Regions from separate parts of the Mus musculus genome. Here all the other regions are linked to region 5. A link is a loop called in an ENCODE intact Hi-C map of the cell type or tissue named here. Cell type or tissue: left cerebral cortex. All regions are shown on one strand. Region 1 has its middle 93 kb from the start of Thsd7b. Region 2 overlaps Thsd7b (thrombospondin, type I, domain containing 7B). Region 3 has its middle 100 kb from the start of Thsd7b. Region 4 overlaps Thsd7b (thrombospondin, type I, domain containing 7B). Region 5 overlaps Thsd7b (thrombospondin, type I, domain containing 7B).

Region 1 (5,000 bases), 240 kb after region 5:
AAGACATACAAAGAAACTTCAAATGTCTTAGAGTTTCATGCATGTACTCAAAACGGTGAACACGTGTCTGGAGTTGAGTCAGACAGGTCCACTCAAGGCATCTAGGAGTCTGAACACTTATGGTAGAGACCTTAAGTGCAGCAGGTGAGCAAAATTATGAACGTTCTTGGAAGTTAGCTGCAACAGATAAGCCACATTGCAACAGTGAACGAGTGAAGAGGAAGTCAGAGCGATGCTGTTGACTGCTTTTTCATAAAATTTTGATGAAGAGAGAAGAAAGAAATAGGTCACAGGCTGGAAGGGAGCATTAAAGAGATCCAAAAATTCTATTTAGGGAAGGAGAGAGTTGAGCATGTTTTCATGAAGGAGGGCAGGAGAAGGTTGAAGTTATAGGGGAGAAAAGACAATTGCTGAAGCAAAATTACAGAGGAGACAGTGAAGGCTGGGATAATCTCCCTTGACAGAATGAGCCCTGGACAGGAGATGGAAGCCTCTTCCATCGTTCCGAGTGGTGAGGAAGTGGGCAGGGAGAGGTTATGTCTCTTGGTGGCATGGAGAGAATAGGAGAGGGTGGGATCGTGGCACATGTGTGAAGAGCATTGTTAGGGGCTTTAGGAATGGATGGCTTCACAGTCCCACAGGGAGAACTCAGTGTTTATATGGGAAGAGGGGGGAGAAAACAGAGGGTTGAAACCATTAATAATCTGAAAACAGTCCTGAATCATTCGAGATGGTTTCTGCTGTCTAGCAATATTAACTCTTTTCTTATTTTTTTCTGTTTGTTGATTTTTGAGATTATAGTTCAGTCACATCCAGTCTCCCTTCCCTTTCTCCATTTCCAAAAAATTATTGTCCTCATTTGCATTGTTACTACATGCATATAAGTATATGTATATGCACATATATTTCTAAATCTTGCCTGCTCAGTCTGTGTAATGTCAGTGATATGTATGTTTTTATAGCTTATCATTTGATAACTAATTGGTATGCTCTTCCCTGTGAAAGACTACTTTTCACACCCTTGGTGTTCCTTAGTTGCCAGTGGTTAGTTCTTTGTGCAGGGTTGAGGCCTAATAGGCTCCTTTAACCTAGTCTAAATGTGAGGGTGTATATTTTGCTGTCTGTGGCTAGACAGTCATGTTAGTGAGACTTTATGGGTGTGTATCATGACATTAGTAGGAGACACAAACTCACAACAAACACCCTGGTCCTCTGGCTCTTATGATATTTCTACTCCCTCTTCCCCAACATTCCCCAAGCATTAGGTGTAGGTGTATTGTGTAGATGCCTCCATTGGGAATGGGCTCCACAAGTCTGCATTTAGATTGTCTGTGGTTTTTTGTAATGGCCTCTATTTGTTGCAAAAAAAGACACTTCCTTAGTGAGTGATGAGGGCTACACTTATCTGGAGGTATAAGGACAAATGTTTAAAATACATAAAAATTATGCTGCTGGTAAAGGGGTGTGTGTACACGTGCATGTGGTACATATGTGTGTATGTGTGTTCACGTGTATACGTGCATATGTGCATATGTTTGATATCAAGTGTTTCCCTCAATAGCTCCATCTTATTTTTTGAGAGAGGGTTAGTCACTGAATCTGGAGCTTACTAAGTCAACTAAACTGGTTGACCAGCAAGCCCCAGGCATTCTCCTGCCTCCTTCTCTCCAATGCCAAATCTGTGCGTATTTGCTACTGTGGCCAGCCTTACACATACAAAGGATCTAAACACGGGGTTCTCCTGCTTATACGGCAGGCACCTTACTGGCTGAACCATCTCCCCAGCTCCTTTGTTCACTATTACAAAGATAAGACTATTCACAAATTATGCTGATTGCATAGCATTCAGCAGTTATCTTCCTTTGCAGACCTGTGCCTAGCAGAGTGACTGAGCCATGACAGGCACTGAAAATAGTGACTTCAGTATGATTCCTGACCCTCATCAGGACCTCCAAAATACCACTTTTTATCTATGTCTAACAGTCATAAATCATGATTATAATGAAACTAATACAGTAATTAATCCTAATCACTGACAATTAAAAGTAACAACCTCTGATCTAAATAAAATAGCTTCTCATAAGGGTAGTGGACTGACGGAGATGACAAATGTTAAATCCAATAAACCTACATGGCTTGATGCAATCAGGAGAAAATAGCTAGAATTCATGTCACCATTCTGGGTTGCTTAGTGCTTCATGGGCCTCTTTATATGCTGAAAAGATTCCTTTGGATTTAGAGTAAGATTTAAATAATCTCCTAAAACAACATATGCTCATCTCATAACTGTTACCAAACATATGTTCAGCATGGATAAGCCAGTAGCTATGATTTATGCAAGAAAAGACGGCAGGATACATTCCTCCGTTCTTCCCCCACACTCAGATTCTGTGCAGATTCAGGTTGAAAATAGACATGGAAATTTTGTCATCTTATCTATTTGGGAACCTGAATAACTGAATCAGAATCTAACAAAGCCAATTAGCTGTTGCTAGTTATAAGCTACTGGGAGAGGGGGAGTTGCTTTAGAGAAGGCTGTACCAACTAGTAGTTACCCATGCCTGAGTGGCTCTGCCCTCACCCATGGGTACACAGAAATTTCTTTTGAAACTCAGTGAGTTATTTAAAAAAATAAGAAGATGACATGGAGTTGAGAGAGAGAGCTGTGTTGTTGGGGGAGAGCGGTGGGTCCCCTGGAGAGTTTAAGGGAGGGAGGGAGGATGGACATGACCAACATACACTGCATGAATGTATGTAAATTTTAAAGAATAAATTGAGCTGAAGAGATGGCTCAGTGGTTGAGAGGGCTTCCTGCTCTTCCAGAGGACCTGATTTTGATTCCCAGCATCCATAATCCATATTCAGTAGCTTGCAATTACCTGTAACTCGCTTGGGGGGGGGGAGAGGGGGGGTGCTGCAACACCTCTGACCTCCACAAGCACCTGGACTCATTGGGGCATGCACACACACACACACACACACACACACACACACACACACACACACACACAAGGACAGACAGACAGACAGAAATTTTAAATGAATAAATTAAAGGCATGTGCTACAGAAAATTTCTTACATTTTGAGTGTTTGCACCATAACCACCAGTATCAACACCATCACTTGGGGCAGTGAAATGTTCAGAAAATAACAAGTGCCTTTTTTACAGAAAAAGGTACAGTGCCAGTGGATCATGGGCACCATATATGGACTTAGAAAGCCTTTCAAGGTCAGATAACAATTAGAGGAACAGAATACATAAACTTGTGACTCGACACACGGTGTCCCCAGGACCTGTCACCCAAACTAACTCACAATTGAGTCATCACTTTCCAAGTCTGACTAAGTATTCAAAGTACAGTGTATTAATTACTTGTCTCAGTGCTGTGAAAAAAATTCCTGACATAACTTAAATAAGGAAAGGTTTAGCTTGATGGACAGGCTTAGGGCACCTCCAATCATGGTGGAGAAGGCGTGGCAACAGAGCTCTATGCAGCTTCAAAGTCATGAAACAGAGATGACTGCTGATGGTCAGCTTACTTTCTCCTTTTTATGCAACCTCTGACCCCTGTCTATGGAATGGGGTCCCACATTTAGGATATGTCTTCCCACCTCAAAGGACATAATATGTTCTGAGGTTTGGCTCACGGGTGATTTTAGAGCCTGCCATGATGATACATGTAAAGTGTCACAAACTAGAGTTCTATGGGCCTCATTTGAACTTCATCAAACTCTGAGAGGAAAGATGATGTGGGAAATCTATCCATTGGTGCTGTCAAAACTTCCTCGATTCTTTTTATTATTACCCTGCAATACTTGAAGAGTCACACAGTTGTGTTAAATGATAGAGATGTCCCTGGTGTATATTTTGCCAACAGTCTCTACATAAAACATCTTTTAACCTAATAAAAAAAATCTTTTAAAACTGTAATACAGGATCACAAGCAAATACCTTTACCTACCCTTTTTCTGCCTTTTCAGTGACTCGTGCTTTACAGGAGTCTGTCATTTGTTTTCAGTTTGTCACCTTAAGAATGTGAAAACAAGACCACATAGTATGTGATCATTTGGAATTAGTTTTCTCTACTAAATATAATTTGCTTGTCTGTCCCAACGTTTTTGCCTCTTGTCATTGCTTAGTCCTGTTACAGGTGTCACTAGTCACCTGTTGAAGAACATCTGCATGGTTGAACCACTCTGAATATTTGTGTTTATATTTTTCTGTGAAAAAAATGTTTTGTTTCTCTGATATTAATCTCTTAAAAAGGTATTTCCTGAGGTATATGGCAGCTGTAGATGCTCTATAAAATATTGCTAGGTCATTTTCCAACGTACCCTATTGTTTTGCGTTGCCCCCAGCATCTCAGGGAATCACCAGCCTCATTCCCACCGCTCAGCATTTGTCACAGACACTCTTTCTTGTTTTAGTTATTTTATGTCCCACTTTGGTTTAAATTTGCATTTACCTGATGGCTAATGATGTTGGGCATCTTTTCATATGCTTATAGGCCACCTGCATAGCCTCTTTAATTCTTTATCCGTTTTGAAATTAGATGGATTTTTTTAAGTGTTGGCATTGAAAAGGCCTTTTTTTCTCCCTTGTTCTTATACATATTTCAGAGGAGGAGACTTTGATAGATGTGTCATTCATGGATATTTTTCTCTCCGGTTGTATTTTTTGTAATCCTCTTCTGAATACTCTTTCATAGAGCAGAATTTTTTTTTTTATTTTTTGATGAGATTATGCTTCAATTTTTTCCTTTATGGATTACATTTTTCAATATCAAATCCAACAATTTTGATAGCCTTTGTACTTTAAATATTTCCCTGCTTTTTATTTTCCTCCTCTAATGTTTAATACCCTATTTTAGATGTTTTATTAATGCATCTTAATTACATGAAATAAAGGGTCTCATCCCATTTTTACACAAGTATACAGGGTTCCTGATGCTAGTCCTCCCCTCCCCTCCTCATACAAGTTTCCCCTCCCCAGTCCCTAC
Region 2 (5,000 bases), 63 kb before region 5:
CTGAAGAATTAGGTTTATGGTTTAGTCATTTAACTAACTATGCTCCTTTTCTCTTTAAAAAGACTATTGTTATTTATTAATTTACTAATTTATTTTTAATAATTTATTATGTGTATGTATGTATGTCCATGTATGGGTTTGTGCATATACACACAGTGCCTCCAGAGGTCAGAAGAGAGTGTTAGATCCCCTACAGCTACAGTTAGAGACAGTTTTGACCTGCTAGATATGCATTCTGGGAACTTAACACAGGTCTTCTGGAAGAATAACATACTCTGAAACACTGGGCTACCTCTCCAGCCCCTACTATCCCTTTCCACTCTCTATAATTCTTGTAACTTTTAGTAAATATGCTTGAGAAAGAAAATAAGCAATATTTTGTCTCATTATTACCCAAAGTGAGCTTCATGAACTATTGAACTTTTGGGTTAAATTCAGGCAAGTAATTAAATTACAGAAGACTTCTAAACTGAGATATATTCACATATATCTTTTGATTTACAATAGGCATATCTCCTAATAAAACAACTTTTAAGTCAGAAAGGTCCTGAGTTGAAAATGCCTTTAATATACCTCATCTACCAAGATTTCCAGCCCAGTGAAAGTGAACTGAAGAGTGTTGGTTCACCATCTCTTATCGGATAGCCTTGGGATTATCTAATCACAGGAAGGCTAACCCAAGAAATGGTTAACCCAAGAAAAAGTTCAAATTTTCAAGTTAAGTTTTCACTACGTTATTTTAGACCATCCTAAAGTCAGAAAATTCTCCATAGTTGAGCACTCGCACTCGTATGCAAAGGACTGGGTATTTATCAAGAAAAATGTAATCCACAAGTGTACTTGTCAATGATCAGAACCAGAATTGTCTACATTAAGCTTTTTTAGAATAGTAATCATAGAGCTGAGAATGGCTCGGGATAATTTGTGTGCACTGTTCTTAAAGAAGATCAGGATTCAGTTCCCAGGACTATATTGGGAAGATCATAACCATTGGTAACACTGTAGGCAGAGAGATCTGTTTTCTTCTTATTACCGCTTAGAGAACCAATTGAATGTTCACAACTTATCTCAATCTTTACACACAACAAACACACACACACACACACACACAAACACACACACACACACATGCATGTACATACACACACATACATGCACACAAAACATATGCAGAGATTACACACATATGCATAGCATACACTTGCACACACACACACACACACACACATATATATATACATATATATATATACACACAGACATACTCAACACACAGGCAAACATACATATACATACACAGAGACACATATACACACAGACATACATGCACACTCAAACCCATACACATAGACCACACACACACACACACACACACACACACACACACAATTAAAAAGTAAACAAAAAATTTAAAAATATTTGGCTCTAGTAAATTTTCCCTAATGATAATTCAAAAATACCCAGAGTTACCCTCCATATTATATTATTTCATTGAAAATGGATTCTCTTGCCATACAAACATCCCATCTACAGCTCCCTACCCTCCAAAATAATCCCCTCCTCCCAGCACCCCTCTAACTCTCCTCTTACCCAGATCCATTTCCCTCTTCATCTCCCTTAATAAAAGAGCAGGCCTCAAAAAGACCATAAACAAACAGGACAAAACAGGACACAATAAGACAAGCAAAAGCTCTCATGTCAGCCGGGCGTGGTGGCTCACGCCTTTAATCCCAGCACTTGGGAGGCAGAGGCAGGCAGATTTCTGAGTTCGAGGCCAGCCTGGTCTACAAAGTTAGTTCCAGGACAGCCAGGGCTACATGGAGAAACCCTGTCTTGAAAAAAAACAAAACAAAAAAACAAAACAAAACAAAACAAAACAAAACAAAAAAAAGCTCTCATGTCAAGGCTATAAGGCTGTACCAAAAAAATTCACTATGAAGATGAATCACAATCTCTACGACTGTTTCCTTCTACTAAAACAATAACTTTTCCTTCTTCTCCCTCTTCCTCTTCCTCCTTTTCCTTCTGTTATTTTACTTTTCTGCTTGGACAATAATAGTTTACTGTTTTTGTTTTTAGTATGGAACATTTCCTGGGTTATGTAGATTTTTTTTTTATTTACTGGCCAGTGTTTAACTAAACACTCTTTACAATATTGTTCCTAGAAGGTAGACTGTCCTACATTTTATACTACTAGAGATACTGGAGACATGGGGAACAAATGCCCTCAATCTTTCTGCAGCACAGAGGCATACCACAGTAGTTCTGTTTCCAAGAATATGTCTTTGCCGAGGGAGGGAAGAACCAAGAAAGTGCAGTTCACATGATTAGCATAATCTCACGTCTGGAACAGGACCCACAGTCTCTGAGAGGACAGACAATCTTACAACAGAGAATGGTGCTTATTTGGAACCAAATTTAGGTTTCAATTCTTAATCGACTTTGTAAGTATATATTTAGCCTTAGCCATGCAGCTCAGTCTTCTGAGCATTGATGTCCTCATCTGCAAAATGTGGCTAGTTAGGCTTGTATTCTAGTGCAGTACCAATATTTGCAGAATGTTTACGTGCATAAATATACATATTCACACATATGCATATGTTTCCTTTCCAACTCTCTAGTGCTTGATATAATCACAACTTCTTTCTGAATTCTGGCTTTGTCTCTCAGACTTGTATTCTGGGAAGTTATAATAATAGTTGGCAGAGAGATACGGTCATGGGGGAGGACTGGTAGCATATGCATGTGGGTTTGGGTGCAGAGGTACACACCCACAAGTGTATTTATATATGTGGAAGTCAGAGATCCAAGGCTGATCTTCCTCATTTAAGCCTCATCTTAATATTTTTATTATGCACATGACAACATGCCATGACACACATGTAAAGATCAGAGGACAATATCTACAAGAGTCAGATTTCTTTTCTTCTACCATGTAGTTCCCATAGAGTAAATTAGATCATCTGGCAAGGCAGCACTCATCCATCTTGCCAGTCCTCTGCCTTATTTTTTGAGACAGTGTCTTTCATTGACCCTGAAGCACCCTGATTAACCAGACTAGTGGACCAGTGAACTCCATTGATGTGCTTGTCTCTTCCCTTAACCATCAGTCCTGGGACTACAGACACTCCTCCATGACCAACTTGTATATAGGTTTTATTGACCAATCTCAAGTTTCCATAATTATCCAACAGGCACTTTTCCAAATGAAACATCTCCTTAGACCTGGATTTCCATTTTATGATATGAGGAAAACAGACTTTTTCCTAACCAATCAGACAAAAATCTGGAAAGTCAATCTTACTGGCCAACACTGAGATAGCCTTCATGAATGAATGAGTGCCTTGTACACTGTCCACTGGGATCTGGGCCATCTCCCAGAGCAGACACAGATGACGGCAAGGATAAGACCTTGCCAATAGTGTGGATTTCCCACTATCTGGGGTTGATATACCTTTAGATCTGTTTAAAGTTACAAATGATTATTTGGTCTTCAACTACATTATCAGCCTGAGTAACTTCAGACACAATAGCTGAGTACCAATTTCAGATTAACCTGTCCTCCCCACACTACGCATTTCCATCACTCACCACCTTAAAAATCAACAAGAGCTTTTGCCTTGCTTGTCATTTAAACATCAAATCACTGCCACTTAGCATTGTAGCTTCTTCAGATTCATGTTCCCCCTTATCTTGCTAACCTTATCTGCTACTATTCCTTTTTCTTCTAAGAAGCTAATGTTTCTAGGAAACGAGTGTTTCTTTTAGAGTACTTAAAATTGCCTGGCCATGGCACATTCTCTGCCATGCCTCTGGTTATGCTAATCTCATTGCCTCAAATAGTCTACCTCTCCATTAAATCCAATAATTCCACATAGTCAAACGTTCCAACTCTGTTCTATTTTTATAGGCAACTCTGACTGAGCTCTCTCTTCCTTGAATTCTTACAGCAGCCACATAAACTCTGTTGCATGCCAATTTGTTATTCTTTCTTAGTTCTGCTGTCTTCCTAGTTAGATCACAAATGCTTCAATAAACAAGCATATCTAAGAGATTACTTTCTCATGGTGTCAGACATAGCCAATGCTTTGTTTCATGCTCTTTGCAAGGCTTATCTTCTTCTGCATCCTAAATAGTTTAGTAGTAGAAAAGAACAACAGAATTGTTCTGTGCTTACACTCATATGGGCCATTTCTCTGTAGCTGTCATGAAAATGTTACCTTTCTAATTCAACGTTTAAGTCCAGTTCTGCTACTGGGTAAAGGTCATCTTTATATAGTCATTTGACAGGGTTCAGACCTGGAAATATGCACAAGTTTACAACAGCTACACAGCAAGCACTGCCCCACAGGCACACCTAAGGCTGTGGTTGGAAATCAGATTAGCGATCTACTGGTATAGACACCAGCAATATGTCCTACAGATGTCTGAGAGCCTTAGCTGCTAAATCTTAAATAGCCAATACAAATTCCCATCAAACTACTAAGTAAGAGCACCATTTCTTCAAGTCCTTGCTGACCCAGTATGGGAGGCTCCTAATGTGACAAGGGGGCGAAAGCTTCTCAATGGGATGGATTCTCTGGCTGAAATTTAATTTACTTCTATTTGCAAATTCACCGAACCTTCAGCTGATTAAGAATCACACACTGATCCCTGATGTTTTGAAGAAAATACGTCAGACCAATGACTTCCCAGACAAAAAAATAACTCATATACTTTACTAGTATTGGTGCATTTAAGTAGAAAGCCTCAGACGTGGGATGGCCAAGCCAGGACGGAGACAATAGCTGATTTTGAGTGATAAGTGTTTTAAAACTAAGCTGAGTAAAGTAAAGTGGCCATCTGTTTTGTAAACTGAAATGATTAATTTCTAGGAAGTCTTCTGACGGGGCACTATTTTTGGCAGAACATTAATTCCTAAGGAACTGAGCAAACAGGCACTCCTGCTCATTTCATAAAGGATAACTACATTTCCCAGTTATCCATCTGGGCCCTTTTCA
Region 3 (5,000 bases), 250 kb after region 5:
TTTTCCAATTTTTGAATTAGGTATTTTCTTCATTTACATTTCAAGTGCTATCCCGAAAGTCCCCTATACCCTATCCCCACCCTGCTCCCCTACCTACCCATTCCCACTTCTTGGCCCTGGTGTTCCCTTGTACTGGGGCATATAAAGTTCACAGAATTTCTTTTTTACTTTCTTAGTGATCCTCTTGCTGTTACAGCATGCATTTATAACTTAAAGTGTTCTATTGGTATCAATTTAGCATTTCAAAAGAAGTATAGGAATCTTACTTCTATCATCCTTTATGTTACTCTTATGGAAATATTCTTGCCATAGATTATATATGGAATGTCCACAAAGGCCCATATATTAAAAGTGTGGCTTTTACCTTGGTGCTATTGCAAGACAGGTGCTGGTGGAAGGTCTTAGGCCACTGAGTATACATTTTTGAGCATTCGGGGGACCATCCTTGCTGTTTTCACTGGTCTGACATCTAGCCATGGGAGATATAGGTTTCCCTCCCCACATGCTTCTATATATAGTGGGGCGCCACTCTACCCCACAAGTGTAGTAAGGACTCACTGCCTCACTATAAACCCAATAGCAATAAGACAGCTGACATACACTGAGACCTCAAAACCTATGGGCAAAATAACCTCTATACATCGTGATTATCAGTTGACAGGGATTAATTTTTCATTCTCGTGTTTTCCGTATGTTATGCTCTTTTTGTAGTCAAGCTGTTTTCTATCTTCTGTTGATACTTAGTAAATTCTATTGATCTATCTTGATCTTTCATGAATTCTCCTCTCTGACATCTCCAATCTGCTGCTGACTTCATCCAGTGAAGTTTCTCTTTCAGTTATTGAATTTCTCAGGTCTGTGATTTTCATTTAACAACACTCCAAAGCTTCTACATCTTTGTTGAGGTTTTCTGTGGGTTCCTTTTTTCCATTTCATTTTAGGGAACTCATAATTGCTCACTGAAGGATTTTTTATGATGCATACTTATAAACTATTGTCAGGTCATTTTCATGTCTGCATCATTACTATATTAACATTTGCAGTTTCTTTTGCCATCATGTGACTTTCTGGGAATTTCCTGAGACAGATTATTTTCTCATAACCCCTTCTCATTTTGCATATATAAAACAGTATAAAAGTTTTGGAGGTAAGATTTTCCTAAGCATCTCAGACACAACTTGAATATACTATAGAGCCTAAGTTGGCCTTTGAACATGTTTCAATCTTCCTGCCACCTCCACCCCCTGCCCATTTGATAGCACTGGATTTATGTCCCACCTTGCATGTTGGTAGCTATTTCCCTTGTTGAGATGTAACTTGGGAGCAGTTGTTTCTGTGTATGCTTAGCCTTTGGTTGTCCCTAAGATGCTACCCAGCTGAAGCAGTCATGGCCCACATCTCTGTGATCCCCATCAAATCTCTCAGACCACCCTGTAGTGGAACATTACATGCTACCCCCACGTTTGCCTTCTTTCTGAGGTATCCATCCTCATCTACCCTCATTGAATGCTTGTTGAATTTCTATTTTCTTGGGAATTTTTCATGTGTGTTTAGGATCCAAACCTTCTGGCTTGAACTGAACGACTCTGCTGGGAAGTATGTTTTCCCTTACAAGTAACTTCTTGTTTAAATGACATGATGAAATTGTAGATGTTTATAAAATGACCTTTCATTGACAGCTTTGCCACACTAGATACTTGTCTAGGGGATGGGATTTACATAAAGCAAACAAAAACCAATGAGCCCTTTCCTTCATGACGCTTATCTTTTAGTGTCAGGGATAAGGACGATGCTTAGAAGATGGAAGTTTCAACCCAGCCCACTCCTTATTCATTTCCTCCCATGTCACTGTCCAGTAGCCACTTTTCTCTTGTCTTGGTCATCTGGAATGCACATTCCTAAAAGAATAGCCTAGCTCCTAGGAGCTTAGAGGACTATTATTCAAACTGGGTTGTCAGGGATGAGCAGACACTCCATCAAAAAGTCCATGGCTTGCAGCGTTTTATGTAAGCATAAGAAATCTGTTTTCTGAGCTCCGGCATTACACTGCCTTTCTTCTGTTCCAAGTGCCTTTCAGCACAGCATGTTAGACAGCAGCAGCAGCCTCGTGGAGGTGGATGAAACATTTACAGAAGAAGGAGTGATTCACCTCACAATCGAAAACTTCACTTGTTCATGGGAGAACACACATTTCCTAAAATCTCCTCATCAGCTGTGTCATCCACCCACATGCACAGATGGACCTGTGCCTTCATGAAATGTTGATCGTGCTTTCTCCCCATGTGCTGGCGACTATCTGTCAGAATGATCTCCCGTGAAATGTCCTCTGGTCATGCACAGCCGTGGCACACATGAACTGACAGCATCTGGAGTCACCTAGACAAGGACTGTCCAAACCCAATTACAGTATGGGGAGGAAGAGTTCTGGGGGTCCTACTTAGAGCTGGTGAACTCTCTGAAGTTTATATCTGGTAGGGCAGGGAGTAGGGAAAGAAGCCACTGGTAGGTTGCCAGTGCTCAGGTAGGTGACTCCACATTCACCAACAACACTATTTGGACTTGGTGGGTCATAAAAAAGAAGCATGAAGTTGGGAGGGAGCTATGTTAGAGAGTCCTTGGAGGAACTGGATGGAAACTGGATGGAGTAAGTCGGATATAGACAAGAGATATTATATACATATATAAAATTTTCAGAGAATAAATTTTAAAATTACATTTAAAAAAGAAATGAAGTTGGGCATGGTGGAGCACGCCTTTAATTCTAGCACTTGGGAGGCAGAGGCAGGCGGATTTCTGAGTTCAAGGCCAGCCTGGTCTACAGAGTGAGTTCCAGGACAGCAAGGGCTACACAGAGAAACCCTGTCTCAAAAAAAAAAGAAAGAAAGAAGAAAGAAAGAAAGAAAGAAAGAAAGAAAGAAAGAAAGAAAGGAGGGAGGGAGGGAGGGAGGGAGGGAGGGAGGGAGGGAGGGAGGGAGGGAGGGAGGGAGGATAGAGAGAGAGAGAGAGAGAGAGAGAGAGAGAGAGAGAAATGGGTGTCTGGATGGCATAGAGTGAGTACATTAAGGAAAGCAGAGTCTTCCCAAGGTAAACTGAGACCCTTTGCCTTATCTAGGAAACACAGTCACTGTTGGCAATCCCTACCCTCCCAGACCAGCACAGTCTATATGTCTGTGGCTGTGTGTATTGCACAGATTTATCCTCAGGTACTCAATGCATTGATTCCACTGTTTGAAACTTGAATAGATTAGGATAATAAGAGATGATGCTGGGGTTGGGGGTGCTGGTTAATAGGTAGAGTGTTGTCCTGGCACTATGAATCTGTGGGTTCCTTTTCCAGTATCCCATAAGTGAGGTGGACACACAGGAACTCCCTGAATTTAGGAGATGGATAAGAGATTTGAAGTCAGCCTTGACTATATAGAAAACTAAAAGCTAGCCTGAGATACATGTTTCAAATGTTAGTCTCGAGGTCAGGCTCAAAAAGAATACAAGGTGGCATGAAAAGCTTAAAAATGGTGCCTAGAGATTATATTCATGTGAATATGTATGTCTATACACTAGTATAGCAAGAGTCACAATGTCAAATATATTTCTCCCCATGGATAGAAGGTTTTAAAAAGTTTGAAAACACTGAAATATATTGAGGCTTAAAAACTGGAAGCAGAGTAAACTAAGATCCATGTGGCTTCTTGTCATAATGATGTACACAGCACAGACCATGTCCTCAGTGCTAATTGGAGACATTCACTCCAGAAATCACCTCTTCTGGGACATCCTCTCTGGCCTCCTTGCCAGGGCAGGGCTCATCCTGACCTCTCCTAAGCTCCCCTCTCTGTCCTTGTTCCAGTTGCCTCTGTGGAACAAGGCGCTTGATTACGTGTCTGTTTTTCTGAGTGGAGCTGCCATCCAGGATTCTAGTCCCTGAGTTCATGTGTAGGAGAAAGTCACTCAATTTGTCATTCAAAATTATAAATAAGGCAAGAGTCTTCAATGGATTCACAAACTACTAGGCACAGCCTTAATGAGGGTTGGGATATTTATGATTTAGCTGGTTATGTTCAAGGATAGTCATGGTGTTTTTGTTTTTTGTTTTTTACAACATACCAAAGTTTTAAAGGAAAGAGTAAGAAAGATAATACAACATCTAACAAATCCAAAATATTTTAAAGTTCAAATCTAATAAAAATGAATAAATGTGTTTAGGGTAGATACTGTCAACAAGTCCAGAAAAGGTGGCCTTATGTCTAATCAACCCTAGAAACACCCAGAGGGCAGCTATGTAATTCACATTTGGAAAACCTTCAGTGATTTGATTCCAAGATCACTTGAGCCCAGAGTTACTTTTTGAAGAAAAAATGATAAAACACCAAAAATAGGAGCCACTGGCTATGTCTGTGTGCAGTACATCTCATTTAGCAAAACTGATAAATTACTTAGTTGGTTAGTGATCAGACCATTCAGTCAAAATGCTAAATGATCTATGCAGCTCAAATTCTCCCTGGCCATGAGACTAGACCAGCTGCCTGCCTTTTACCCACCTCACTCCTATCCAGGCATGAGGGTGGCTCCATGCCAATCCAATCCCACTACAGGTTTCCTCACCCTACTTTATCCTCTGTCTAGAGAACATTCCCTCCAGCATACCCATTGAAAAAGAAGTTCCTAGCAAAGTTTAAACGCAAACTTATGCACATATGAATTATTGCTACCTCAACATTGCACGCTGGCAAGCCTCCATCCTGTGTTCTGTGTTATGGAAGCACAAAGCAGCCTTCCTGAGGGATCAGATAAAACTGACCAGTTGTGAGATGCACTCATTAGTCAGGTCAGCTATTGTGTTCCTTCTCAGAATTTTTGGATTTTTTTGTTTGTTTGTTTTGTTTTGTTTTGTTTTGTTTTGTTTTGTTTTTCAACACAGGGTTTCTCTATATAGCTCTGGATGTCCTGGAACTCACTCTGTAGACCAGGCTGTCCTTGAACTCAGAAATCCATCTGCATCT
Region 4 (5,000 bases), 56 kb before region 5:
TGGCCTACAGCTTGACAAAGCCAAGGCCTTTTCCAAATACACCAATGACCTTATCCATTGAACACTGAACATAAACTCCATCCTGGAAGCCAATTATTTAATAAGGCTTCCACAACATTATTTAAATGTCAAAAGAGACACGTTATAGCAGGGCAGAGGCAGAAGATAAAACTGTTGTTAGCTTCTAAAATTCGATTTGCCTGATGCTCAAGTTATTTCTTGTCTACATAGCAAAGAAAAAGATAATTCCCCTGTATGTCAGCAGGCCTAGGTGTCCAACCGAGGCATGCCTTTTCAAACCAAATGTTCCTGCATGAAGTGAGCAATCCAGAAAGGGCACACCTAGCAGGTGGGTTCTATCTGTTCTTGAAAAACTAAAGTTAATTATGAAGAAATGGAAGAGAAAGTCACCAGAGAGGTGTGGGTGGAGAAAGACTGGGGTCTGGAAGATTGAAAGTCCAAATCAATGGGAAGAAAAGAGCATTTCACAGTGTGGCTATGGAAGAGAGATGGCTGTAGAATTCAGCAGCTAATATTGCCACGTTTAGTTGATATCACTGGGACAGTTCCTCTTTTCTGAAGAGAAATTGAGGAGCAGTAACCCTGTGGGATATGGGAGGTGGGAAGAGGACCACCAGGAAGTAAGGGAGGAGAGGCTGCAGTTGGGATGGATTGTATGAGAGAAGAAGAAGGAAAAAGAAAAAGAACAATATTACCCAGTGAAACAGAACAACAACAAAAAATGAGCCCTTATGCACGTGGCCTAATAACATTTTTTTCCTACCATGTTGTAAAATCTACACAAGAGTGAGAAGGCAATAAATAAAGAAGGCTTGTGTACCATGCACTACATGCAATATATATGGGGTATGCATATTGGAATTTCCTAAAGAAAATAACATTTGAATTATTATTAGGGCTTGGGATGTAGTTCAGTAGGAAATATGTGCCTAGAATTAGCAGTCACAATTCCCTGGTTCTATCCCCAGACACACACACACACACACACACACACACATGAATGTATGTTCACATAAGCACATGGAAAATAAATAAATGAATAAATAAATGAAATTATAATACGATTCCTACTTTTGGTTATGTATCCCAAAGAATTGAGAAGCATCCTAACTACATTCTGTACATTATTAATAAAATAGTGCAGAAATAAAAGGAAACAGGGTTTACAACGGATGCGTGGATGCAAAAAAATGTAATTATGTGTATATAGAAAAATGTATCTAGTGTACCCAGTATTATGCAACAATTATAAAGGAAGAAATCTTGTCACATACTACAATGTAGATGAATATCTAGAATATAATGCTAAATGAATAAGCCAGGATTAATGTTCTGTGATTATATTCACAGGTTGTATCCAAAGCTGTGAGACCAGGCATATACTTACTAATGGCTGTTGAAGTTGAGAGGGCCATGGAGAAGGTGTTTAGTGGGTATAGCCCGCTGTTCTTAGGTAATGAGGAGGTTTGAGAGATGAATTACACAATAATGTGAATATGTACAGCATTACCAACTCAAACACTTAAAAGGGTTAATACAGTGAGTGTAATGTATATTTGTGATGATTTATCATAATTTTCCATTGTCAGTATCTAGTATTACCTAGGACACAGATCTCTGGGCTAGCCTGTGAGACAGTATCTAAATTAGCTTAACGGAGGTAAGAAGACTCACTTACTCTGGGCAGCAGCATCCCATGTACTCTGGTCTAGGACTGAATGAAATGGACAAAGTGAGCTCACCCTTGACACTAATCATGATATTCTGCTATACTTACAGACCGGAGCCTAGCATAGCTGTAATCAGAAAAAGATCCACGCAGCAGCTGATGGAAAGTGAGACAGAGACCCACATTGGAACATGAAGAAGTGGAGCTTGGGGAATCCTGCCGGAGATGTGGAAGAAGGATTGGAGGAGACAGAGGGGTCAAGGACACCACTAGAAAACCCACAGAATCAATAAATCTGGGTTCATAGAGGTTTACAGGAAGTGAACTTCCAACCAAAGAGCAGAAATGGGTCAGAACTAGGCTCTCTGCACATATATAAGAGTTGTGCAGCTGGATCTTCATATAGGACTCCTAAAGTGGGGCAAGGGCTGTTTCTGACTACATAGTCTGTCTTTGGATCCCTTTCCACCGACTGAGCTGCCCCTTGTAGCATTAATAGAAGAAGATGCATCTAGTCTTACTGCACCTTGATATCCCAAGGCTGGTTGATATCCATGGGAGGCCTCTCCTTTTCTGAGAAGGGGAACAGGGGTAGGTGTGAGGCTGGGAGGAGAGAAGAGAGGAGAAGCTGCAATAGGAATGTAAAATAAATAAATAACAATAAAATATATTAAAATTGTAAAAGCAAAAGACAAAGACAAAGTAAACTGAACATCAGAATTCAACTCTCTCTGTTTCCTGGCTGCAGATCCAATGTGACTAGGTACATTAAGAACCTTCCATCATGTCTTTCCTATCATGGAGGACTGTATCCTCAAACTGTGAGGCAGACTAAAACTTTCCTTCCCCAAGTTTCTTTACTCAATAGTATAAGTAAGCAAAACAATTTCCCCCAAATGCCTGATGCTATGAACTCTGGAATAACAATGAAAGTTGGCAGCTGCATTCTTTTAATAGACAAAGCCTGCTCTAGTTAAACAGGAGCCACAAACAGTTTCGTTTTCTTATAATGTATGAGGTTTTATTTTAGAACACTATAAAAATTGTCTCAAAGTTATCTAAAACAAGTGTCGATGAGTCATGTTTTACAAAGAGGATATACTCTGGGCTCCCTGGGAGCAGAGAGAGATAAGGACTCATGCTGCAGTTTGCAGAGACAGTTTCTGGGTGAGGGGTCAAAAATACAATTGGTTCATGGTGGTATATCAGGGTCAACTAACTGAATGATCACTCTAAAATACTGTGACTTTGTTAAGCCCCTCCCAAGCTCTTCTTTCCACCACTACAAACATAGGAATGGGTATGCAGGTCAAAGTCTCTTAAGTGTGGAGATAGGTGAAGATTTCACAATATACAGATACAAAAAAATGGGTCATAATATTCATGGCATGATATAATTGATATGGACTTAATGCAGTGGGTATAACAGCCCACACAGAGTCCTCAGGAGGGGTCAGGTGGCCAAGTGAGAATTAAATGAAAATCAGTGCTAGACAGTCTCCTTGAAAATGCTTGTTCCTGCCAGCCAGAGGGAAGATAAAGAGCCCAGAACCAAGAGGCTAGAGAGGGAATGGGAAATAAGAGAACACTACAGAGAATGGAGAACTGTTTCTATTCTTTTGCTAAAGTACAGAGAAGCATATCTGAAATTAGAGTAAAAATCAAAGAGAAATGAAGGCTAAAGTGCACCAAAATCTAGCACACACTCTGAGATCCTTACAGCTCACAGAAGTTCTAAGGAAATTAGATGCCTCCCATAGCATGATAACGAAGCAGAGATGGCAGGCAACAGGCTCATGAATTCCAACTGTCTAGAATCAAAGTGGAATGTGTTTGTGGCTCTTCTGGATTCAATTTTGCAAATGACTGTCTACCAAAAACAAACAAACAAACAAAACAAAACAAAACAAAACAAACAAACAAACAAAATCCTCTGTGTTCTACCATCTAATGTTTCTCCTATAAGCCTAACTCATTCTACAATTAAAGAAAATGAAAATAATTTTTTTAATGTCTCAAAAATCAAGAAAATGTTGAAATGAAATTATCACCCAGTCCTTCAGAGAGGTAACACATGGAACAAATTCTAAACCTTCTACTTTTTTTCACAAACTATATATTTTACCTTCCTCAGCTGAGCTCATCTTACTTGTTCTGTTATCAGACTAATAATAGAATCAAAATTTGATATATTTAACTATACATAAAAGCAGCCTCCAGTATAAACATAATAAGGATGCTGCCTGAAGCAACTATTTGTGGGTCCCCAGAGGGATAACTGCCCTATACATCCATTAGTACTGACCTACTGGTGAGATCACAGATTCTGATCTTTCAGTCAAAGGCTTCCACATTTAGAACAGAACTATTGTAAGGAGTATTCCTATGAAGACCAACAAATATTGTGAAGTCGTCATTATAATTTTATCTAAAAGTAATCTGTTCTCCTATGTAACAAACTGTTAAGACATAAGAAATGTGGTCACAAAGGCAAAGGAAATGCTATTAAAGGAAATTCTCAATTTGTATGCTGTCCAAGGCTACTTCTAATTACGAAGAAATGATCAAGAGTATATTTTGGCAAAAGAAAAAAACCTGTACACTTTGGCATGACTTTTCAGGGATTGGCAGCTCTGAGGTCAATTTAGGAGTGCTCCATCATTAGTCTAGAGCTTGGAGAGAGTACAAAAGGACTGAAGCCATTGGTGTGCACATTACTTACTATCACTGTCCTAAACTGCATGCCTTCTTAAGTCATTCATCACTGGGAGGTGTTCCTGCTTTAGGGCTTGCAAAGCATCAATAGAACGAGACCCACATATAGTTATAAGGTAAGTGCATGTGGAGGAATACTTGGGGTATAACTGCCTCTGAGAGAGAATGCCATGTCCCTACTTCTGTCAAACCAATTTCATGTCCCAAGGTCACTCAGTGAAAGAGGAATATGTCTGTCAAAAGAGCAGTATTGTAAAAAAAAAGCTAGCTTACAGAAGTGTCACTGTCCTTTGGGTTCTATAAAAAGGAGATAAAAGATAAATAATAAATAGAAAGACAGAAGACATACACATACATACATACATACATACATACATACATACATACATACATGGATGATAGATCTACATAGAAAGATAGATGAGAGAGACAGATGATAAATGAGACAGATGACAAAGCTAAACAGATAGATAATAAATTATAGATAAATGGTAAAACAATAGGTAAATGATATGTAGAAACAGACAGACAGACAGACAGACAGACAGGCAGGCAGGCAGACAGGCAAGGCAGACAAAAATAAGTAAGTCAATTT
Region 5 (5,000 bases):
TTGGAGCAGGTTAGAACAAAATAGATAACAGAAAATGTGTCAATATGGGTCTGCTATACAAAGAGTGCTCACTATAGAGTTGCCTATCTTATTATCAACACTCAGAAGAGCTAGGCTCAAGTAACAACTGATTCATTCAGTTGGTTGGCCAGTTTATTCATTTTGACACAGGGTTCACACTATAACCCAGGTTGACCTAGAAATCAGTAAGTAGTCTATGCTGGCCTCACACATCCAGAAATCTTTCTGCCTCGGCTTCCTAAATGTTAAGAAACATCAAACAGTCTTGCCCTGCCGTAAATGCATAGAGATGCCTTTTCTGCCTCTCAGTCTTGTAACTTTAGACATATCTTTGAAGCATTAGAGCACTCTGTACCGAGGTTCCAATGAAAGATTCACACTGACCCTTTGAAGGAGAAAACAGCTATCATCTCTATTTTATGAGAGTGTGGCCTCTGGTCTAGCAATGAAACAATGCTTAGTAAACATTTCTGGCTTTTTACCACTAGCTTCTTCTACCACATACCAACTCAGCAGACTGCAGCCTGGCACTTTCTATGACTCACTGAAGAAGCCTAATGAGGTCAAATGTAAGCACATAATATGTAGATATTTGTGTGTGTGTGTGTGTGTGTGTGTGTGAGAGAGAGAGAGAAAGAGAGAGAGAGAGAGAGAGAGAGAGAGAGAGAGAGAGAGAGAGAGAGAGAGAGAGAGAGAGAGAGAATGAACAGTACCTGGTATTCTATAATAATAACCAAAATATTTCCACCATAGAATAAAGCACAGAAAACTCTGAAGAATATTTTCATTAGTATCATACCTCTACTTGAACATACTTTTGCTAGAAGACATAGAAGATTAAAAAATGAAAGAAAGAAAAAGAAAAGGAAGTGGAAGGAGATGGTGGAGGAGCAGAAAGAGGCTTGAAATGGGTTTTCTAACCAAAACTACAGCTTAGTAGTAAGCGAAGATGTCTCTGTATTATCCATTGCTTTCAAAACTACAGATTTTAAAATATATTCTACTTAAGGAAAGAAAATCATAGTTCCAAACAAGCTGATGCTAACCCAGGCATATGACACAGTTCTGGCAAATGATTTATAGGCTGCAGGGTCAAAGGTATTGATACCACCCTTGTTCAATGAAAAATACACTTCCCTGAAAGAGAGAACAGGCCCTTGCAATTGGCTCCTTTTCTATAAAATATGAATGTCATCCTCAGAGTGGGAAGATGGATGTCACACCCTGAGCATTGAGGAGGAAGACTTAGAAGTATCCTAAGACTCAGCTTTCTTTCTTTTTAAGAAAACTTATTTATTATTCTAATTAATATATATATATATATATCAATAATGACCTCCCAGTCACCCCCACACATCCCCCATCCCCATTCCCTTTTCCTCTGAAAGGATGCCCCCCCATGGGTATCAGGGTAGGCACATACAGGGTCAAAAATGTAGCAGAGACTGAAGGAATGGCCAAGCAATAATTGACCCAACATGAACCCCAATCTGGGCAGACACTAATCCTTGACATTATTAATGATACTCTGTTATGCTTACAGACAGGGACCTAGCATAAATGTCTTGAGGGTTTCTACCCAGCAGCTGACTGAAAGAGATGCAGATACTCACAACCAGACATTGGATGGAGTAGGGGGCATTTATGGAAGAGCTGTGGGGAAGATTGCCCTGAAGGGAGCAGAAATCCCACAGTAAGACCAATAGATTTAACTAATCTGGACCTCTGGGAGCTCTGAGACTGAGCCATACACATGAGCTTGAATGAGGGTCCCCACATATATGTAGCAGATGTGCAGCTCAGGCTCAATGTGCCATTCCACCACCCCACCAACAACTATAGTAGAGGCTCTCACTAATACTGTAGACTGATCATGAACTCCACTTTCTTCATCCAACCACAACTAGGTTCAAGATGCCAACTTGTAAATGTTCTGCTTTTCAAGAAAAGCTTGCTTTTGTTCTGATCCTGCTCTTTCTGTGTTCTTGGTGTAAGAGAAACTGAAGGCAAACTCCATATCCTACAGTGTCTGAGTCGTTTGGAGCAAATCGTCTATTTATAAACAATAATTTATTGAATGGTGTCCCCATCCATCAAACTACTGATAAAACATACATCATAAATGGTTCTAGTGATAATACGCAAACACAAATGACCCTGGCTCTGTGAAAACCAGGCTAATATGTCCTTCATATTGGCTTCCTCATCTACATACATCTTTGGACACTTTTAAAAAGTGCTATTCAATGACATAAAGGAATAATCTATATAAGATGATAACTACATACAAGGAAACTACAGAAACAGGTTTGTTTTCTTTGATCAATCTGAGGCTGCTGACCTAATAAAACAGTGATTCTTTATTATTCTTGTGAGATAACTCAGTTTCCCCTATGAGAAAAAAAAAGCAGCTCTAATAACCCTGGGTTAGAAAAGAACATAGCAGAGATGCAACCATCCAGTTACTTCTATTCCCTACATCATTCTGAGACTACCTTAAAAGAATTCTTGTTTTATAACCAACTGGCTACAGACTCATGGAATCATAAAATCCTCTTTCTGTGACTTCATATAGTCTCCTCCACTTTCTTCACTTGAGACAAGTTGTGAAGCTTTCCTGCTGGCTCCTTCTTTCTGGCATCCTCTCTTTGGCCTACACCATTCACACATCCTCCTCATCTTGACATTCATATTTGTATGGTTCTGGCTCTGTCCTCAGATTCCTTCCCTTTTCAGCTCTGTTCCCTGTCCAAGGGGATCTTATTTGGTCTCCCAGCTTTAAATAGCACATGTCTTGATTCCCCTTTCTCTATATCAATTCCTGTATATCTCCAGTCACATATTCTTCCCTGACCTGGTCCATATGCCTACTACTATCCATCTCCACACAGGTAGCTGAGATCTAATTTTTGTATATAAACAGAAGAGCCCTTCATTCTTCTTTAACCCCAGACCAGTTGTCTCTCAGTGTTCCTATGTCAATAATTGTGTCACATGTGACAAGACCAGGGCCAGTAGTCATCCCAGTGCCCTAACTTTCTCTTAAATTTATGCAATTCATCAGCAGATCTAGTTTCTCATAGGCCAATATAAAACCTGGAAACTAGGAATGTCTTTGAGTTTAAGTCTGAATTCTCTCTTCCATTCTTAGAAAAACCAATTTCATAGTTATACAACTCTGTACCCTGGAGATGAAAAATTACTTGCTCTTTAAAAAGTAATCTTACTCTACCTGTCTCCCCAATCAGAACAATAGAAAAAGTAGAACATTGCCTACATTTTTTCTCAAGATAAGGATACTACAAGGAAGGGAATAAGAAGTTTAATCACTGGATAGAATAGAAATAACATAACATAGGAATATATATATATATATATATCCTGTTTGAAGGAATTTAGGTTGAAAACCTTAAATTTTAGAGAGAGTAAGAAAGTGAATATGAATATTTCTGTAGGTAGTTTAGGAAATAAGAAAGATATATGGACATGTCTACTTTGTAATGTATCTTGCTTGAAAGAGCATGGATGAACTTAATAATCATTTTGTATATATGTAGTTTACTGAATACACGTGTGTGAAGGTTGCAGTGCAGTTTATGTAGGCTTACATTTAATTGCACTAAAGACTCTTAGTTAAAAATCCAGAACTGCTAGACTGTGTGAATGAGATAAATTCCTCCTTTCAAATGATGTTGACCTTTAAAATTAAAAAAAAAATACTTAATTACTCATTAATATTTTCTACAATGTACGATTCTAAATATTTAATGCCAGGACAATTATCTGGTTAAACTGTTTAAGTACAGCTTTGTATTTTCCTGATTAATTATGCATCTAATGTTGGAAAGGAAGCAATTGAAAAATGTGTCCACAGTTGACATCAAAATAATAACATGTTTATAAAAGCCTAGGAAATTCTTAAGCAGTCACTCCCATTATCTTTTATAAGCTTTCACTTATTATGGCTCCGTGTCGGCCATTAACAAGATGCTCATTAGATTCAGGAGATTTGCTGGAACCCTCCCCCATATTGCATCCTTCTTACTTCTGAAATCAGCAGAGTCAAATCTGAAGGGAATCATCCAAAATAAATGGAAATTAAAAAGAAAAGTATAGGCTTCTTTTAAAAAGTTTTTATTTAAATTTATTTATTTGTGAGAATAACATTCATCCAAGAAGACATATTATGTTTTTTTAAATAGAATCTTTAAAGTTGACCACGCTTGACTTTAAACATTACTTTAAAGTCAGTACACGAAGTGTTAGGTATCCTTGTGGCATTTTCTCAGGGGGGTTTAGCAGATTTTCCTCCTTGGAGCTCTCACCATCCCCTTGCCTTCCTTGTGTCTTCCATACTCCTTGTCTACTTCCCATTTTCATGTCACATACATCCTTTCTCCACCTCCCTTTATACTCAGCACCTCTTTTGACTCTCTATTTGTCTTCTTTCTAATTTCTTAGACTTTTAACACACTTATATGCACATATATATTCATTATATATGATGTATATATTTTTATTATAGTTTTTGTAATTATAATTACATCCATTGTTTCTCCTCTTTACTTTCTTCTCTTGGACTACAACCCTACAACACTTTGTTTTCCACCCTCTTATCTTTTATGACCTCTAATTCTTTAATCGTATATAAACACACACACACACATTCCTAAATATATGAATACAAAATGCTCAATTTGTATAATGTTAATTTTTGTGAGAGAGAGAGAGAGAGAGAGAGAGAGAGTGTGTGTGTGTGTGTGTGTGTGTGTGTGTGTGTGTGTGTGTATTTTACCTTTTCATGATTTCTTGATTGACCACTTAGTATCAAATAACAAATTGGTGTGCTCTTCCCTGAGGAAGACTATTTCTCCTGCTCTCAGTGATCCTGAGTTCCCTGTACTTTTAGTATTAAGTTTGAGGCATCCTGAGATTTCCACTTTCATCATTGGTATGTCTACTATTGTCATTCTTTCTCA

The links. A loop is a pair of places that touch in the nucleus more often than their neighbours do. Peaks named below come from ENCODE experiments on the same cell type or tissue, not always from the same donor. Only the 100,000 strongest peaks of a DNase experiment are listed, where the experiment ranks them.
Region 1: it touches region 5 in a loop (5-fold over the local background); 2 of 42 quality-filtered maps call a loop at or near these places.
Region 2: it touches region 5 in a loop (6-fold over the local background); 3 of 42 quality-filtered maps call a loop at or near these places.
Region 3: a loop joins it to region 5, with 1.8 times the contacts of the local background. A loop is called at or near these places in 2 of 42 quality-filtered maps.
Region 4: a loop joins it to region 5, with 2.9 times the contacts of the local background. A loop is called at or near these places in 3 of 42 quality-filtered maps.

Annotation. Positions count from the first base shown.
Region 1 is chr1:129,177,921-129,182,920 of GRCm38, reverse strand. No RefSeq gene overlaps it. Among named protein-coding and RNA genes, the nearest start is that of Thsd7b, 93 kb to the left of the region's middle. In left cerebral cortex, no CTCF peak of the experiment used is centred here; a DNase peak (open chromatin) is centred at 2,346.
Region 2 is chr1:129,482,164-129,487,163 of GRCm38, reverse strand. All of the region lies in intron 2 of Thsd7b (thrombospondin, type I, domain containing 7B), which reads right to left. Among named protein-coding and RNA genes, the nearest start is that of Gm36347, 130 kb to the left of the region's middle. In left cerebral cortex, a CTCF peak has its summit at 125 (motif pointing right); DNase peaks (open chromatin) are centred at 2,366 and 2,670.
Region 3 is chr1:129,167,299-129,172,298 of GRCm38, reverse strand. No RefSeq gene overlaps it. Among named protein-coding and RNA genes, the nearest start is that of Thsd7b, 100 kb to the left of the region's middle. In left cerebral cortex, no CTCF peak of the experiment used is centred here; a DNase peak (open chromatin) is centred at 2,155.
Region 4 is chr1:129,475,218-129,480,217 of GRCm38, reverse strand. All of the region lies in intron 2 of Thsd7b (thrombospondin, type I, domain containing 7B), which reads right to left. Among named protein-coding and RNA genes, the nearest start is that of Gm36347, 140 kb to the left of the region's middle. In left cerebral cortex, no CTCF peak of the experiment used is centred here; a DNase peak (open chromatin) is centred at 2,739.
Region 5 is chr1:129,419,416-129,424,415 of GRCm38, reverse strand. All of the region lies in intron 1 of Thsd7b (thrombospondin, type I, domain containing 7B), which reads right to left. Among named protein-coding and RNA genes, the nearest start is that of Thsd7b, 150 kb to the right of the region's middle. In left cerebral cortex, no CTCF peak of the experiment used is centred here; a DNase peak (open chromatin) is centred at 2,676; H3K27ac peaks cover 400 bases.